Linked DNA regions of Homo sapiens: all the other regions are linked to region 1. The links are chromatin contacts, found by Hi-C or POLR2A ChIA-PET in ENCODE. All regions are on one chromosome and are shown on one strand. The core of a region is the stretch at or near the end of the contact, and the rest is flanking DNA. Distances in the headings are between cores, read along the strand shown. Region 1 has its middle 32 kb from the start of NSUN7. Region 2 overlaps RBM47 (RNA binding motif protein 47). Region 3 overlaps RHOH (ras homolog family member H). Region 4 has its middle 7.3 kb from the start of RBM47-AS1.

Evidence for each region. A loop is a pair of places that touch in the nucleus more often than their neighbours do. ChIA-PET counts read pairs that join two places held with the same protein, here RNA polymerase II (POLR2A). Pooled maps may share reads with other maps.
Region 2: a loop to region 1 is called in a pooled map, with 4 times the contacts of the local background. The contact joins two enhancer-like sites. A Hi-C loop is called at or near these places in 15 of 37 single-sample maps with no recorded cell type and 6 of 50 pooled maps. POLR2A ChIA-PET finds 5 or more read pairs at or near these places in 1 of 52 experiments (GM12878).
Region 3: a loop to region 1 is called in a pooled map, with 2.3 times the contacts of the local background. The contact joins two enhancer-like sites. A Hi-C loop is called at or near these places in 3 of 50 pooled maps. POLR2A ChIA-PET finds 5 or more read pairs at or near these places in 2 of 52 experiments (Caco-2 and activated T-cell).
Region 4: a loop to region 1 is called in a map of Caco-2, with 2.7 times the contacts of the local background. The contact joins two enhancer-like sites. A Hi-C loop is called at or near these places in 1 of 168 maps with a recorded cell type or tissue (Caco-2) and 3 of 50 pooled maps. POLR2A ChIA-PET finds 5 or more read pairs at or near these places in 1 of 52 experiments (activated B cell).

Annotation. Positions count from the first base shown.
Region 1 is chr4:40,716,724-40,720,021 of GRCh38, forward strand. No RefSeq gene overlaps it. Among named protein-coding and RNA genes, the nearest start is that of NSUN7, 32 kb to the right of the region's middle. Within about 2 kb of position 1,993, at least 8 of the 41 ENCODE cell types and tissues checked have a DNase peak (open chromatin) inside an H3K27ac peak, as active enhancers do.
Region 2 is chr4:40,461,176-40,464,320 of GRCh38, forward strand. All of the region lies in intron 3 of RBM47 (RNA binding motif protein 47), which reads right to left. Among named protein-coding and RNA genes, the nearest start is that of RBM47-AS1, 37 kb to the left of the region's middle. Within about 2 kb of position 1,401, at least 4 of the 41 ENCODE cell types and tissues checked have a DNase peak (open chromatin) inside an H3K27ac peak, as active enhancers do.
Region 3 is chr4:40,245,964-40,248,920 of GRCh38, forward strand. RHOH (ras homolog family member H) reads left to right here. Exons shown (of 3, transcript NM_004310.5): 3 at 1-1,004. Among named protein-coding and RNA genes, the nearest start is that of RHOH, 50 kb to the left of the region's middle. Within about 2 kb of position 1,673, at least 5 of the 41 ENCODE cell types and tissues checked have a DNase peak (open chromatin) inside an H3K27ac peak, as active enhancers do.
Region 4 is chr4:40,417,246-40,420,512 of GRCh38, forward strand. No RefSeq gene overlaps it. Among named protein-coding and RNA genes, the nearest start is that of RBM47-AS1, 7.3 kb to the right of the region's middle. RefSeq lists an enhancer at 1,340-1,484 and a cis regulatory region at 1,405-1,418. Within about 2 kb of position 1,311, at least 6 of the 41 ENCODE cell types and tissues checked have a DNase peak (open chromatin) inside an H3K27ac peak, as active enhancers do.

The DNA.
Region 1 (3,298 bases), core at 743-3,242:
GTTCATGAAACATCTGGAACACCTCCTCTTCCCTCCTCTAAAGACTTCAATAACCAGAGGACCTATTGCCTCTTGGTTTCATTTTAAAAATCTCCTATATAAAGCAACCAATAAGTCCAATCTTACCTATTTCATGGTTTGGTTGGAGCCTAAAGTGAGGAAATGTCTGTGCAAGCACCTTGTGATCTGTAAAAAAGGTATACACACATTAGGGCCAGGCGCGGTGGCTCACACCTGTAATCCCAGCACTTTGGGAGGCCGAAGCAGGTGGATCACCTGAGGTCAGGAGTCCGAGACCAGCCTGATCAACATGGAGAAACCCCATCTCTACTAAAAATACAAAATTAGCTGGGCATGGTGGTGTGTGCGTGTAATCCCAGCTACTTGGGACGCTGAAACAGGAGAATCGCTTGAACCTGGGAGGCGGAGGTTGCGGTGAGTCAAATTCTCCTAGAAGAGAGAGATATATACATGCTAGAGATATATACAAATCACGCCATTACACTCCACCCTGGGCAACAAAGTGAAACTCCATCTCATTAAAAAAAAAAAAAAAAAAAAAAAAAAAAAGGTATACACACATTAGGAAGAGAGGGTTTGTAGAGAGGACATGGTGTGCTGAATATGAAGTTTAACCTTTAAAGAATTTCTAGTAGGCATTACACTATGAAAAAACAAAGGAAATTGGCCCATGACTGTGTTTATTACAATGCTGATAATCACATTGTTTGCTGAATGTTACTATAGTACTATATAACAAAATCTAAGCACTTTGCAAAGTCCTCTATAATTTCAGCCTATTTCTTACCAAATTCTCTTAAGAAGCCCAGGATCAAGTGAACAGCCTTATTTACAGCAATCAACCACAACATTTCAAACTTAAATCATTGCATTTTAGAGCTTAAAAAAGGGTTCTAAAGAACTTTAATAACATGGACATTGTCATGATTATTATAATAACTATTATTTGTTGAGTGCTGATTGTGTCCTAAGAATGATGCTAAGGGTTTCACATATATTATCTCACTAAAGCCTTAAAATAACACTAATTGTCACTTGCTTAAAGTCATCCAGCTAATACCTGAAATAGGTTTAAAACCCTAGTCTGCTTGACTCTCAAGACTGGAATCTTGTCCTCCCTCCCCATTTTTGCCGATGAGAAAATAGACAAGCCTAGAAAGATTATATGAGTTGTCCAACATCATACAGCTATTAAGTAGCAGAACCAGAACTAAAATCTAGGCCAGGCACAGAGGCTCATACCTGTAATCCCAGCACTATGGGAGGCTACAGTGCAAGGATTGCTTGAGTCTAGCAGTTTGAGACCACCATGGGCAACACAGTGAGACCCCCTCTCTACAAAAAATTAAAAAAATTAGCTAGGCATGGTGGCATGTGCCTGTAGTACCATAAAGTAAAAAAAAAAAAAAAAAAAAAAAAAAAGAAAAGAAAAAAAAAAAGAAAGACTACATCTCCTATTCTTAAGCCCAGATTCTCTCCTTTATATAACACAGCCTGTTGGAGAACTAAGCACAGGGCACAAAATTTATTCAGTACTTAACAAAAGAAACATAGAAATAAAAACCTGAACTTCACATTCAGAAAACTAGTGATTACTGATTTTTAGTCTATTTTGCAGTCAACAGCAAAATATATTCAGTAGCCAGGATGGGAATTGGGAAAGCAGCATTAAGGCATTAAATAGGGTACATATTCATGGATCCTGGTCCCAAACTCAGTGAAGTGAACCATGATCTGTGAAAGTGGTTAGTAATCAAATGTTCCTATGGCATAGATACAGTAGAGGAATCCATGGAAGAACATAGAAAGCCTTGGAGCTAAGAAGCATGAAAGATGATTTAAAGGGGAGAGAGCTGTCCTGGATTGTTCATGGAGCAGAAACAGTCTCCCCAGATCTCTCCAAAGGGCTCTTCCCATGCCTTTGCTTTGTACCTTTGAATCTCCTGCACCTGGATGGCAGGGGGCCAAGAGGCCAGGGGAGTGTCTCAGGCCTGGGTGTTTTCAGGGCTGACCTAAACGTTCATCTCTGGAAAGCAGCAGGTGCCTTGTCAATCTCCCTAAGCCCTAGGAGAATGTAGAACAATGGCCTCCTCAGTCCCAGCAGTCAGCGCCAGCTCTCCTCAAGGCTACCTCCCTTCCATTTAAGTCCCTTTTTATTGAAGTCAGTTGAATGCTCTCTTATCCGCATTAAAGGGGCTTGGGCTGCTTGAAGCTACAATTAGATTTTTATGCCACCTGGGCATAGAAGGCTCACTTCATTTCCAATGTCTCACCATTTCAGTAGGTTTTTATTTTGAAGTTCACAATTAATTTTTGGTCAGCAAAGTATGAGATGAAAGGAAAACTAGACTGGTACACAAAATACTACCTGTGTTACACAGGGAGTCCAGGGCAAAAGACATTGTGACTCCTAACCAATCGTGAGAGGTATGCTCACAAGTGTATCAGCTCAAACCACTGTAATTGTTCCTACAACTCCCCTTGCTGGCCAATGTGAAGAGCGACACAAGAAAAATGAACACTTCTCAGTCTGTTACCTCTTCATCTTCCCTCATATCCAAATACCCCAAGAATGGAAAAAACAAGGGGGAAATGGTAAGGAAAAAAACCTAGCGTGAGGGGACTAAAATGGATAGCCTTTGTTTTCTCTGTTTTTGAGGGGCAGGGGGGTGTCAGCTATTCCAGTGGGAAATGCAATGAGATAATTATTTTGCTGAAGAAAAATGCCCTCCCCGGTGTAAAAACTGCATGCTATTCACCTTCATATACCTCATAAGAAATAACAGAAGTTACGTGGGCAAGAGTTATACCCAAAGCACCAGGGAGTCTAGATTTGTCAAAGCCATGACCTCTAGCTAATCACAGGGTAGTAGGAGAAAGTGAATTATATTTGTTAAATCTGGCAGTAATCATGATGAATTGCAAATTCCGAGTATCATCAATTTGGTTATCTCACTGAAATGACATTTTTAATTCAGTAGGAAAATTCCTGTTACATATATTTATTGAGAAATTAAAACATGACACTATACCCGATTCATTTAAATCTGATGGAAAGGTGACATCGGGAATATAGTCTATTAAATACACAAATTTCTGACAGGAACGTGCATTAGAGTGTTTTGGGAGACATAAGTAGCTATCAGCTATAAAAACTCATTGTCACTTGAAATTAGAGTAATAGTTCCTGTGCCCTGGAGCCTCATAACAGCAGATTTGTTCTTTCGTGTAGTTCTCCCATTATTAGTAGCCTCATCACTAGGTCACCTTCTGATCA
Region 2 (3,145 bases), core at 151-2,650, 260 kb before region 1:
TCCTGGAACAATTGTTGGCATTTAATTGCTATTCATGTCTCGCGTACTCTGTACTTTCACTGAGTGCACTTGGAGTTAATATTTCAATTAAAAAACTAATACATCAGTAAAAACGCCCAGATTTGAGCTAATCATTTATTCTCAGGCTCACAGGGAAATACTGGATATTCTTCGAGTTAATAAAGTGTGAAATGATTTTAATTATTCAAGGGAAATATAGTATACCAGTCTTGCAAATGGTTTTTTTAGACAGCATGGTCTGTCTTATCCCATCCTACATCAGAAAATTTAATTGGCTTAGTTATTTCCTCTTTCCCAAATCCCTTTTTATGGCAAAGAGAAAATGAGGACCTACAGCAGCCCACGTTGCTGAGGACCTAAACCAGTCCCTGTGAAAACCAAAACAGGGATGGGCTGGATTTCAGTTTGTTTCTCATAGGTTCCGAAGTCAGAGTTTTAAAAGATTTAACAGGCTGGGCACAGTGGCTCATGCCTGTAATCCCAGCACTTTGGAAGGCTGAGATGGGCGGATCACCTGAGGTCAGGAGTTCAAGACCAGCTATGGCTAACATGGAGAAACCCTGTCTGTACTAAAACAGAAATACAAAAATTAGTCGGGCATGGTGGCAGGCGCCTGTAATCCCAACTACTCGAGAGGCTGAGGTAGGAGAATCGCTTGAACCTGGGAGGCAGAGGTTGCAGTGAGCCAAGATCGCACCATTGTACTCCAGCCTGGGTGACAAGAGTGAAAACTCCGTCTCAAAAAAAAAAAAAAAAGATTTAACATTAATTTATTTGGAATTTGGACAGCCAACTGCCAATGTCAAGCATTCCAATGTTGAGAGCCTAATACAGAATCTTGTTCATGTGGGGAGACCTCTGAGACCCTGAGTTGCATTAGCATGGCACTACTGTCATCTCCAAGCCCGTCAGAGAACAGCGCCCGTCCAGTGCAGACATTTGAAGCTAGGCGAGGCGGGTTACACAGCCTGGGGAGTCTTTGTACTTTTCAATATTCTCCAAGGGAAGTCTAGACAGGCTTCACATTTTGTTAAGTACAGCTAGGTTCTGTCCACAATAAAACAGAACTAGGACAACTGTTTTGGAAACATAGTTAGCACATAATTGTAGCTAATTTAGTTTTTTTCTCTGAAGCAGCATGAAAAGAAATTTGTTTTTGTACAAAAGATGTTTTTATCTTCTATAGCCCACAATTCCCAACAACAGAGTGTCCTCTCTCCTTCCCTCTGCTGCAAATATATGCACCTACATAACACCCACATGCACGTTTTTTTCTAGCCTAAGCCACTATCTACCCCTGCTGTTCTCTTTTTGGGGATTTCTTCAAGCATATTTACAAAACACTTGCTGAGCCCAACTGCCGCCTCACTGCTGTATCCTAGTTACATGAGCCATCAGTTCCCCAAACGCTTGCTTTCACCTGTCTGTTGGGAAACCACCTAAGCCTATACGAGGAAGAAAAATCATTCAGAACAAATGTTGGCTTGAATACTCATGTCGTTTTCTTAACTGCTTGATACAGGCTTTCACCGAGATTTGGTGGGAATCAAAAGTACATCTTTAAAAGAATCCTGGCCTTTACCTTACACTATATATAAAAATAAACTCAAATAGATCAAAGACCTAAATGTAAGAGCTAAAACTATAAGACTTGGAAGAAAATACAGGGGCAAACTTTCATGATACTGGATTTGGCAATGATTTTTTGGACAACCCCAAAAGCACAGCAACAAAAGAAAAAATAGATAAAGTAAACTTAATCGAAATTAATAACTTTTGTGCACCAAAGGACACTGTCAAGAGAGTGAAAAGGCAACCCACAGTGTAGGAGAAAATATGTGCAAATCATGTCTGATAAGGAATTGATATTCAGAACATATAAAGAACTACAACTCAATAACAAAAAGCAAACAAGCTAATTTAAAAATGGTCAAAAAAGTTGAACAGATATTTTTCCAAGGAAGATATACATTATACATCCGCAAAGATATACATTATACATCTGCATTACACATCTGCAAAGACCCTTGAAAAAATAAAGAAGACACACAGATGCCCCTTAAGGACATGAGAAGATGCTCAACATCATTCATCATTAGGGAAATGCAAATCAAAGCCACCATGATATACCGCTTCACACTCACTGTGATGGCAATTATCAAAAAAACAAAACCACAAGTGTTGGTGAGAATGTGGAGAAACTGGAACCCTTGTGCACTGCTGGTGGGAATGTATAATGGTGCAGCTTCTGTGGGAAAAAGTATGGTGGTGCTTCAAAAATATAATCATAATAAACAGAAGTACCACATGAGCCAGCAGCTTCTCCTGATGCACAGTGCAAGAAATGAACATAAGTGGTAATAATAAATATTCAGTGAATGAATGTAGGCCTCACATATCTTTTTCCCATAGAGAGATTGAGGTTGGTAAGTAATAACAGATCTGGTGACACTGTCTTCTACTTTAGAGACCTGATATTGGCTAGAGGTGGGGTAGGTAAAGGGGAGGGAATAGGCTTTTATTAGGTTGGTGCAAAAGTGATTGCAGTTTTTGTCGTTACATTTAATGGCAAAAACTGCAATTACTTTTGCACCAACCTAAATATTTTTTGAGTATCTATAAAAATATTTCTGGTTTTAAAATCTTCCTAAATTGGTAATACAGTTTTTACATGTGCCCTGTGAAACGCACATTGCCATATATGATGCGTGGGGATAGGTGGGAAGGTGGGTAAAATTTGCTGTTTCTGAAAGAGTTGGACAATATCAAGAGCTTTACAGTGTTCATTAGTCAATTCTCATTAGCCCAATGATTCCATTTATAGACATGTATAATCAAATACCCAAGCAAAGATTTACATTCAAATCTGTTTACTGAAGTTCTATTTATAATACAATGCAATGAACATAATAGTATATATTTACACGTAATGTAATAAACACAAATATTCAATGGTATAAAAATGGTCAATAAATCGTGGCATAGCCACAGCTTAGAGTACCTGTTTAATGTTCTCAGCTATTTTAACTTTGCTAAATAATATTTAAAGATATGCGGTAGTCCCCCTTCATCTGAGGAGGACCTGTTCCAAGACCCCCAGTGGATGCCTGAAACCTCTGATAGT
Region 3 (2,957 bases), core at 423-2,922, 470 kb before region 1:
GCTCTCCAGGCGGTGGCTTGTACTCACCTCTAAGTCACCCGCCTCCCTTGATTGGAGAGCCCGTGTCTCTAGTTCTCAGCTCAGGGTTGGGGGGCTTGAAAGATGACCGGGCAGGGGAGGGGAAGGGATCTCATATCCTCTGATATCCCTGGGATTCTCTTCTTCTCCCTCAACCCACAGAGTCTTAAATCACGGATGCGGGTGTTCAGGGCCAGCCTTTGCCATGAGAGGTATTTAACATGTCAGTGGGAAGGAATTTCTATTCACTGCAGTGGGCTGTCCCCCAGGCTTTTCTTTCTCTCTTGTTGAAGAGAGATGGGGGTGGGTATCTGAAAGTGGGAAGGGCCACCATACATGATCCTAAGTGAAGGAAGAGGAGGTGGTTCCACGGTGGCAGCAGAGCAGGAAGGGAAGGCCAGAGAGGGCACACTCAAATGGCTTTGCTGTCACCTGGGCAAAGACACACAGGTGAGACCTCCACCTGTTGGCGGGAGCCAAGCTTAACAGCTCCGTCTGGGAACTCTCATACCTGAGACCAGGAATCTATGTGTAAACCCTTTCCAGTGGCAGAATCTGGCAGAAATGGAGCCGATAAGTGTCTGTCTTCCTGCTAGACTGCTGTTCTTGAAGGTAGCACTGCCTCCTGGTCTCCTCAGTGTCCCCAGGGCTCAGCACAGGGAAGGCAATGGAGGTAAAGTTGTGTTAAACTGAAATGGAGAGAAAGACAGTAATTGGGCTTCTGTGCCACACAGTGGTTATAGAAAGCAAGCAGACCCTCACCAGCCTTGTAGGGGTAAGAAGAAAAATAGGTCATATGGGTAGAATCCGTGTGTTGTGTGTTCTACATAAGCACATACTTACTTTTGCCTGCCTAGATGCAGACACAGGTTTCTTATACTTCAAAATTTGTGGTACCTTTTTGTAGACTATTGCATATCGATTCTTAACTATTCCAAGTAGCAGCATTAAATATGTTCTTGATGACATTAAAGAGTTAATTTTCATGGTCGGGTAGTTCATTCTTGTCTCTGTCAGCCTGGGCTGCTATAGTGGAAAACCATAGACTAGGGGACTTCAATAACAGAAATTTATCTCTCACAGTTCTGGAGGCTGGGAAGTCCAAGGCAAGGGACAGCATGGTTGGGTTCTGGTGAGACCCCTCTGCCTGGTTTGCAATGGCTGTCTTCTTGCTGTGTTCTCACATGGTAGAGCAAGAGATCATCTTTCTGGTGTTTCTTCTTCTAAGGATAATAATCCCATTCATGAGGGCTCAACCCTCATGATCTAATACCTCGCAAAGTCCTCACCTCCAAATACCATCACACTGGGGATTAGGCCTCAACATTTTGAGATTTGTGGGGACACAAACATTCCATCCATAGCAATTCTATTCTGTCTTACTTTCCACTGACTAGTTAACTGGGCAGCAGAATCCAGTGCAGTGAGTGACAAGAAAGCTAGAAGCATCCTGATTAAGTTTGTTCAGTGCTTCAGATGTGCTGTGCCGGCCACCGAGCGAAGCATTCTTTTGCCACATGTGTGTAGGCCCACATTATACTGAGTCCCATCTTACATGAGGAAACTGAGGCTCAGCATGTTGATGTGACAAGGCCAAGCCCATGCAGCAGGTGAGTGGCTGCCCCAGGAGTCTCAAGTGGGTCTGCTCAAAACCACCCTGCCCCACTTCCTCCCAGAGCAGCTTGACTGAATGGCTTTGCCACATCCGACCTCATGTAGCTTGCAGCTCCACCCCTGCCAGTCAAGTAGCCTGTATTTTAAAAAATATATTTTTATTTTTATTTTTTAATTTTTAGATTTTTTTTATTTTTTTGAGACGGAGTCTCGCTCTGTCACCCAGGCTGGAGTGCAGTGGTGTGATCTCCGCTCACTGCAAGCTCTGCCTCCCGGGTTCATGCCATTCTCCTGCCTCGGTCTCCCGAGTAGCTGGAAAAATATATTTTTAAATAAAATATTCCAAGTCTGACCTTTGTCCTGCCCTTGTCTTTCTGGCAATGAGAATGGGACCCACCTATGTCACACAACACCATCATTTGCAAAGGTCTCCATTCCAATCCTTGGTATTTAAAGCATAACTCCAAAGGCTGATTGCATATAAATTGGCAGAGATGAAATACACCATTATTTAATGTTATAAAAAGCTTGGGAAATATTCTCTTTTTCTTTTTTTATTAAAAAACTTTTTTTGAGACAGGGTTTTGCTCTGACACCCACAGTGGAGTGTAGTGGTGTGATCATGGCTCACTGCAGCCTCAACTTCTGGAGCTCAAGTGATCCTCCCACCTCAGCCTCCCAAGTAGCTGGGACCATGGGTGCACACCACCAAACTTGGCTAATTTTAAAAATTATAGAGACAGGGTCTCACTACGTTGCCCAGGCTGGTCTTGAACTCCTGGGCTCAAGCGATCTTCCCACCCTGGCCTCCCAGAGTGCTAAGATTACAGGTGTGAGCCACTGTGCCCAGCCAATATTCTCTTTCTCTTCATTTTTTGTTTGTTTGTTTGTTTTGTTTTTTGGAGATGGAGTTTTGCTCTTGTCGCCCAGGCTGGAGTGCAATGGTGCACTCTCGGCTCACTGCAACCTCTGCTTTCTGGGTTCAAGTGATTCTCCTGCCTCAGCCTCCCAAGTAGCTGAGATTACAGGCATGTTCCATTACGCCTGGCTAATTTTGTATTTTTAGTAGAAATGGAGTTTCACCATGTTGGTCAGGCTGGTCTTGAACTCCTGACCTCAGGTGCTCCACCCGCCTCGGTCTCCCAAAGTGTTGAGATTACAGGCGTGGGCCACCGTGCCTGGCCAATATTCTCTTTTTCTTATCTCACTTTTCCACCCCTCAGGTTTCAGGTATTTCCTTTGAACAAGGGAGTGACAGGGAAGAGGAGAGTTTGGCTCTTCTCTTTCAAGGATTTCGTACTTAGGAGGCGCCCTTTACCCAGAAT
Region 4 (3,267 bases), core at 61-2,560, 300 kb before region 1:
CAAACAAACAAAAGACAAAAAGCCCCACATAACTCACCTCCTTGGGAATGAATTTGTTTATTTCTTCCCTTTCTGAGAGCAACATTTGATAAAAGACATGCTAGAATGTAAGAGGCTTGGAGGCCACCAGGAAAAAAAAATGTAGAAAGGTGACCCTATAAGACCTTCAGACTCCAGAAAGTTTTGCATCTATATTCTGCAATGTGTGTAATTTTTAAACTTTCCTTTCCACTTGCTCCAATGTCCTTTAAGATAAAGTGACTCTATTAGGAGATCGGTGTGACTTCTAGAACAAACAAATGACTCTACATCCTTACAAAATGGGTGATCTATAATCCCTCCAACCCCAGCCCCAGCTCTAGAGTTAGATATTCCAGGTTCAGATCTACACTGTTTCACTTACCAGCGACGTGGTCTCGGGAGAAGTTATGAAACCTCCTTCTGCCTCCTTGCTTTTTATCTGTAAAATGGGGGTATTAAGAGTAGCAAGCTCAAGTGTGAAAACATGATGCATGCAAAACTAATCTATGCTGTAGATTTGACTGTTTCCCTTGTTGAGGTGGTCACTGGAAAGGGCCATGCAAAACCTTCTGGAATGCTGGTCATGTTACTCCTCTGGATGTTGGTTACATGGATGTGCTCAGTTTGTGAAAATTCATCAAGCTCTCTATGGTATGTACACTACTGTATCTATGTTACTCTTTTAATAAAAAGTTTAAAAAATATCCACGTAAAGTACTTGACCATTGGCATATATGGTAAGTTACTGTCAGCCATTATTCTTATCTCCTGCTGAATGATCATCATCTAAGACTTTAACATTATTCCCAAACACAAGGAAAATGAGGAACCAAAAAAAGACATGCTCGCCGAAGGCAGGCTTGACTGAGCACTCAGTGGCACGGCTGTTTGCACTAAAGCGTTGGGTAATTTCTAAGTAGATTATTTTGGCTGTTGTCTCTTATGCACAAGAGATTCCCTCTATAAATGCTAGAGCACATTTAGAATCAGTTGCATTTCCAGAATTTCTCTCCTTAGGGGAGTGTCTTATTTGGAAAGGGGACATTAGGGGTTTATTGGGAAGCTGAGTCTGCATAGTACTCTATATAAGATTGAGAAAGGGTCAAATGGCCAAATTTGAATGGGGGTGGAGGTGTGAGGGTGGTGAGGTCGACGGAAGTAAAACTATCTCATGGTGCTGTCAGTTTGGAATAAAGGTCGTGAAAAAGGAGCGGAAAAATCCCAGCAAAACCAAACTGGCATGGCCCAGTGTTATCACAATACCATTAAGTGCAAATGTTTTGACCCAGCACACCCCCAGCAAGGTCATCTCAGAAAAAACTGGGCTTCAGTGACATCTCTTAGCTGCCTTAGAATGACTAAGGTTATTTAAACCTCATGGTTGGTTAATCATTAATGAAGATTTTTGACAAACAAAGTAGAACGAGCCAAGAAAGAAGGGTGGCTAAAAATTAGCCTAGGAAAGGTCATATTTCTTGCATATGCAGGGATTAGTGTTGCTTTTGTTTCTGGTAACTGTGCAGAATGGAGTTTCAAGGAAATATGATCCTGTTGGGGAAGCCAATGTGTCTCTGAAGATTTTACTTAGGATTCTCCTCCACTGTATTAGTCCATTCTCATGCTACTAATAGAGACATATGCGTGACTGGGTAATTTATAAAGGAAAGAGATTCAATGGACTCACAGCTCCATATGGCCAGGGAGGCCTCACAATCATGGCAGAAGGTGAAGGAGGAGCAAAGGCATGTCTTACATGGCAGCAGGCAGGGCAGCATGTGCAGGGGAACTGCCTTTTATAAAACCATCAGATCTCATGAGACTTACTATTGTGAGAACAGCACGGGAAAAACCTGCCCCCATGATTCAATTACCTCCCACCAGGTCCCTCCCATGACACATAGGGATTATGGGAGCTACAATTCAAGACGAGATTTGGGTGGGGACACAGCCAAACCATATCATCCACCCTCAGTCATCTGGAGGACTATAGGCCTCCATCACCTTTGCTGAGAAGCCTGCATTCCTGTCCCATGGGGGGTTTACGTAGGAACAGTGGGGACACCCACATGCAGCTGCTGTATGACCCAAGAGGAAAGGGTGAAGGTCCCAGAGGCTGGAACCTGGACCTGCACAAGAAACAGGTGGGCAGCCCTAAAAGCTTTGATTGCTGCTATAAACTCCTGGACAAGCTCAGAGTTGGGAGGCATCCCCCCCTGGGGCCAGGAAGGCAGCAGGAAGGGAGTTTTTCACTAGGGGCAGCTCTAGCTTCAGCAGTGTAGATAAACGCAGGGCTCCACCATTTCCTGAAAGTCCTAAGAAGGAATGAATGATTGAGGGTTCTTTCTCTGTGATTACTGGCTCCCCTAGCTTCCTTGTCATAGGGACCAAATCTCTTCCTCCCACAGTTAACACAGGGCCATGAACCCTATTTAATGTTGAACAGTGCAAAGGTTGGATTTCTTCACACTTTCTCCTCCTTTAAGGCAGCCACCCTGAACTGATTTCATGGACTTGATGATACCGTGTTCTTTCCTCCGGGCCCAGGCATTTCCCGATCCCTTTTCCCCCTACTCATCTGCCTAACTCCTATTCATCTTGTAGATCTCTGGCTCGAGCCTGGGTGTGTGCCCCTTCCATAAAACAGTCTTATCATGCCTGGGAGTTTCCAGAAGGCAGAGGGTCAATTTTGTTGATTTATTTCTCTGGTGAATCCTGCATAGTTGGTACTCCAGCAATGAATGTTTATGGAATAAACAGGTGAATAAAAGAATAAAAAATTTCAGTGAATGAAAGAGTTAAAAAAATCATAAAAGGATTTAAAATGGAAAGGCTTGATAGAATTAACAAAGAGGAATGCAGTCACACTAGAGTTTAAAAAGGAGATGGGAAAGGAAATAACTGTCTATAACTCGTCTCATTTTTTTTTTTTTTTTTTGAGATGGAGTCTCCTTCTGTCACCCAGGCTGGAGTGCGGTGGCACGATCTCAGCTCACAGCAACCCCTGCCTCCTGGGTTCAAGTGATTCTCCTGCCCCAGCCTCCTGAGTAGCTGGGATTACAGGCTCACACCACCATGCCCAGCTAATTTTTTGTATTTTTAGTAGAGACGGGGTTTCACCATGATGGCCAAGCTGGTTTTGAATTCCTGACCTCAAATGATCCACCAGCCTCAGCCTCCCAAAGTGCTAGGATTACAGGCGTGAGCCACCACGCCTGGCCAACTCATCTCATTTTTATAATAACCTTA